Regions from separate parts of the Homo sapiens genome. Here region 1 is linked to region 2. Evidence: chromatin loops called from intact Hi-C (ENCODE). Cell type or tissue: natural killer cell. All regions are shown on one strand.

Region 1 (2,500 bases), 180 kb before region 2:
CGGTTCTGGCTATAGCCACCACCTCCGCTGCGGTTGAAACCTGTGTTGGAGAAATCCAGATGAAAGGCGCCATCATTCCCAAATGGCAACCCCAGGGAACTGGGTTGTCTTGGTGACTACTGTGAGCCGGCATGGCCAGGCGCAGAGCAAGAACTCAAGGTGAACAACAAAGCATGTCCTCTGGGATTCTCTAGACCCCCGGGCATACTCCCCTGTCCCAGCCCTTATGACAGGTTTGTCTCATTCACTGGACTGCAAGAATGGTGAGGCAGAGACCAAGGCAGTCCTGGGTTTCTGTGTCCCAGCATCTCAATAGCTGTTGAATATGCAGGAAGGAGATGCTCAAGGAGAGGAAGCTGGCAGGGTGCGGTGGCTCACATCTGTAATCCTAGCACTCTGGGAGGCTAAGGCGGGTGGACCACGTGAGGTCAGGAGTTCAAGACCAGCCTGACCAACATGGAGAAACCCCATCTCTACTAAAAATACAAAATTAGCCGGGCGTGGTGGTGCTTGCCTACAATCCCAGCTACTCAGGAGACTGAGGCGAGAGAATCGCTTGAATGCCGGGAGGCAGAGGTTGCAGTGAGCCGAGATTACACCATTGCACTCTAGCCTGGGCAACAAGAGCAAAACTCCGTCTCAAAAAAAAAAAAAAAAAAAATGAGAGGAAGCTAAGCACTGGTGACAGCCATGAACGAGTCACATCTAGTCCTCTTCAGACCTGGCCAAAGATGTAGCCCCCATTTCCAATAGATTTTGATCTAGATCCTATTTCCAAGGAGCTCATGGTCAGATGGGGGAAGGTTCACAAAAATGACAGCAATGTGACAGAATGTGCACTGTGATATGCAAATGGGCAAAGGGCTTCATAACCAGCGTCCAGGGAGTGGGAAAGTGGGAGCGTTTCTGAGGTCTCCGTGTCTGACTTGTTTCAAGTTTTCTACCAGAGTATAACTCACAGCTGGAGCTCAGAAAACTTCAGTTGCTGATTGAATAAGCAGTCAAAGCCCAGCCCCAACCTGGGAACAGAAAGTGGAGAGTGCTGTGTGTGAGATGTCTCACCTCCTCGGTAGTTGCCTCCTCCACCGCTGCCTCCCCCTCGGTTCTGGAAGCCGCCACGGTTGCCTCCAGGGGGTCCTCGGTTTTCATAGCGCTGGAAGCCACCACCACCCCCGCGGCCCCGGAAGCCACCACCACCTCGGTTGTCAAAGCGCTTTTCAGGGGGTGGCCCAGCCTTGCGGCCTTCCTCGTTGTACTGCCTCACTAGCTTGTCCGCTTCCTCCCGCTGCAGCTCAATGAACAGAACCTCATCCAGGAAGTCCCCAACATCTGGCAACGTGAAGTTGGCTAGGAGGAAGGAAGTGCCCCAAAGAGAACAAGAAGAAGAGGTCAGTACCTTCTGAAGTCTGGTCCCCTCCACCCAGAAGAGTGGCCTTCCAGAAGGGAGAAGGTGAAGAAAACTGGAATAGTGAATAAGAAAGACATAGACAGAAGGGCGGGCGCGGTGGCTCACGCCTGTAATCCCAGCACTTTGGGAGGCCGAGGCGGGTGGATCACCTGAGGTCAGGAGTTCAAGACCAGCCTGGCCAACATGGCAAAACCCCATCTCTACTAAAAATACAAAAATTAGCCAGGCATGGTGGTGGACACCTGTAGTCCCAGCTACTCGGGAGGCTGAGGCAGGAGAACTGGGTGAACTCAGGAGGCGGAGGTTGCGGTGAGCCAAGATCGCACCACTATACTCCAGCCTGGGTGACAGGGCAAGACTCCCTCTCCAAAAAAAAAAAAAAAAAAAAACAGAGAGAGAGAGAAAGAGGTAGACAAAGCCCCAACCCCTCAGCCTGCTAAGTGTCAGGGGCTAACAAAGACTCCTCCGTTTTCTGAAGAGGTGGCTAAGACCCACCTAGACACAGTGCACAGCTCCCTCAGGCCTCACCCCAGGGAATGGGTCAGACAGATGGCATCACCATCCCTATATTTACAGAGAAACAAACTGAGGCCTGCCCACAGTCAGCCCATCTGGGACCAGAGGCAGGGTGAGCACACAGGACTTTCAGCTTTAGCTCCCATACATCCTTTCCCTTGTGCTGCCCCAGCCCCATCCAGCCTGAAAACCCCAACATAAGACAGATGGGTAGCTTTTCCATTCACAGCTGTGGTAGACAAGGAAGGGACAAAGCAGAAGCAAAGAAAGAGTAAGATCAAAAAAGAAATCACTGGGGAGCCAGGGAAGGACAAACTGAGTAAAGAGCTTCTTCTCTCCAGGACCCTGCATTGACGTTCCTCTGGGAAGCACTCATTTCCTACCTTTCATTTCTAAGACCGCATGATCTGGGACATCCTTCCCTTCCTCGTCGGTTCGCTTTATTGTTCGGTCTTTTAGGTCCTCGTCAGTGGGACAAATTACAATAGCTTTGCGCTGGAAGCCTTCAAATGGTCTCATTTTTCGTCTCTGGGCTGACCCATAAACATTTGTCTAAGGGTAAGGTAACAGAAGAGG
Region 2 (2,500 bases):
ATGTGTGTGTGTATGTATGTATGTATGTGTGTGTGTATGTATGTGTGTACGTATGTGTTGTAGAGACTGGGTCTTACTATATTGTCCAGGCTGGTCTCGAACTCCTGGACTCAAGCGATCCTCCTGCCTCGGCCTTCCAAAGTGCTGGGATAACAAGCCTGAGCAACTGCCCCCTCCACCCTGCCCCACCTCCTTTGATGACTTCTTAATGAGCTGTAAGTTGGCGGTGGCTGCGAGTGGCTCCTGGCTCCAGCCCAGCTGGGCCAGATGCTTCAGCTTCTCCAGGGAGAAGGTCCCCCAACCCTGCCCCATCTGGGGTCCCTGTGGGTTTGAGGCAGGGGCAGCAGGAGAATTTCAGGTCAGACTAGAGGTGGGATTTCCAGGTAGGGATTACCTCTGCCATCTTGGTGAGGAAGCACTGGATGAAGTCCCGGGGAGATCTGGGGTCTAGCGAGGCCTGGTGGTCGTGGACGCTGTGGGCGATGAGGTCTCTCAGGCACTTGAAGTTCTGGAAGATGCGTTGGTGCGGCCCAGGCACCCAGTCCAGGAGGCTCGGGAAGATGTCGTACAACTGGGGACCAGACAGAGTAGGAGGGTTTTGGAGGAGGACAAAGGGTGTTCAGGGGCGAATGGGGTCAGTGTGGATTAGGTAGGCAGGGACAGGGTCTCAAAGGGCAGCCAGGTCCGGGGTGGGGGTTGGGGCTGAGGGGGAGTGGGAAGGAGGCAATGGCGGCCATAAATGCTCAGTGGAGGGGAGTGGGCGTGGCCGTGTAACTCTGGGTGGGGTCAGATGGGAGGGGGCGGGCCCTGGGCGGGCCATTCACAGCCCTTTCCCCGCCCACTGTTTCCTCTCCATTCCTAGATCCTGCGGACCCCACACCCTGCCCCTGCTGGACTCAGTTGGCTGACCTCGCCCCAGGGGCTGCTCATGATTTGGAAGTTGTCATTGATAAGGCGGATAATGGTGAGCAGACGCTCATCATCATAGTCGAAGCGGCTGCCGAAGAGCACGGAACAGATAATGTTGGACACTGAGCGACTCAGCACAAACGTGGGGTCAAAGGGCTCGCCTGAGGGTAAGGAGTGCAATGGATCAGGAAGACGCGATGTGCAGCACACCAGACCTCATGCAGCAACACCATTAATTTGTACAACATCCGACTCAACCATGGCAACGTGTCTTACGGTGCAAACACGGGGACATGGTCACAACATGCTGCTTAACGACACCCCAAAAGCATCTGTCAATGCCACAGACGGCACCGAACCCACAACTTCCTGCAGCACATCGACAGCAACAACGCCCAACCACAGAACGGGCTATTCTTGGCAACACAACACACAGCACGCGACATAGCACAAGGCAATCATCAGGCATCACGGAACACAACAACACAGGGCAACAGAACACCCAGCAAATACGATCACAGTACATGCCAACACACGACACGCAGTGACCTAACAGCCAGCCCGGAAACATCCCAAGACACGGTAACCACACACCAACACATAAAGCCAGCATACAGCTACATAATCCTGCCACACAACACACGCTAGTACACAGCAACCCAGCCTGGGCGACAGAGCAGTCAGCAAGCAGAATCGCTTGAACTCAGGAGGCGGAGGTTGCAATGAGCTGAGATCACACCATTGCACTCCAGCCTGGGGGACAGAGCGAGACTCTGTCTCAAAAAAAAAAAAGTAGAATGGATGTGAATTATAAGGATGAACTGGATTCAAAGACCTGGCCAGACATGGTGGTGTATGCCTATAGTTCCAGCACTCTGGGAGGCAGAGGCAAGAGGATCATTTGCACACAGGAGTTTGAGACTGGCCTGGGCAACATAGTGAGACCCTGTCTCTACAAAAAATTTAAAAATAAGCTGGGTGTGGTGGAGCACACCTGAAGTACCAGCTATTCGGGAGGTTGAGGTGGGAGGATGGTTTGGGCCCAGGAGGTCAAGGCTGCCATCCAGCCTGTTAAAAAAAAAAAAGATCGTGCCATCCAGCCTGTTAAAAAAAATTCCTGACCTTCAGTTTTCCGCAGCTCCGCCAGCAGGAAGCTGCCCTCCTCTAGGATTCGCTCCTCAATGCTTCTCTTCCCCATCCCGAAATTCCGTAGAATCTGGATAGAGAACTGTCTCAGGACCTTCCATCGATCCCCACTGGAGAAGGCGATGCCTGGGGAGAAGAGGAGGGGACCAGCTTAACCGGGAACTCATCCTGAGGCCACTGCCACCCAGGTCCCCTTTCATGGTATTTGCTGGGAGAGAGACAGAGTTTGGAATCTCCCTGGCTCCTTCCAGTAAGCCCTTCTGGACCCTCCAGCTTAGGGGTCTCCTTCAAGCTTCCATAGGACCATGGGCTTCCCTCACGACCATCCTATCACTCTGCCTCTGTTTCCCCATTAAGAACCTGATCACTCTGGGCTGTTACTGTCTGGTGATGGGGCTGTCTCCTTCACAGAACTGTGAAGGCAGAGTGGGTGCCTGTCTTGGTC

The links. Peaks named below come from ENCODE experiments on the same cell type or tissue, not always from the same donor. Only the 100,000 strongest peaks of a DNase experiment are listed, where the experiment ranks them.
Region 1: it touches region 2 in a loop (8-fold over the local background); 17 of 110 quality-filtered maps call a loop at or near these places.

What each region holds. Positions count from the first base shown.
Region 1 is chr19:41,301,512-41,304,011 of GRCh38, reverse strand. HNRNPUL1 (heterogeneous nuclear ribonucleoprotein U like 1) reads right to left here. Exons shown (of 15, transcript NM_007040.6): 11 at 2,308-2,476; 12 at 1,063-1,347; 13 at 1-40. Among named protein-coding and RNA genes, the nearest start is that of CCDC97, 7.4 kb to the left of the region's middle. RefSeq lists enhancers at 1,032-1,371, 2,325-2,500. In natural killer cell, no CTCF peak of the experiment used is centred here; a DNase peak (open chromatin) is centred at 1,181; H3K4me3 peaks cover 328 bases; H3K27ac peaks cover 2,500 bases.
Region 2 is chr19:41,120,028-41,122,527 of GRCh38, reverse strand. CYP2F1 (cytochrome P450 family 2 subfamily F member 1) reads right to left here. Exons shown (of 10, transcript NM_000774.5): 4 at 2,032-2,181; 5 at 910-1,070; 6 at 395-571. Among named protein-coding and RNA genes, the nearest start is that of CYP2F1, 6.8 kb to the right of the region's middle. In natural killer cell, no CTCF peak of the experiment used is centred here; a DNase peak (open chromatin) is centred at 1,257; H3K27ac peaks cover 1,466 bases.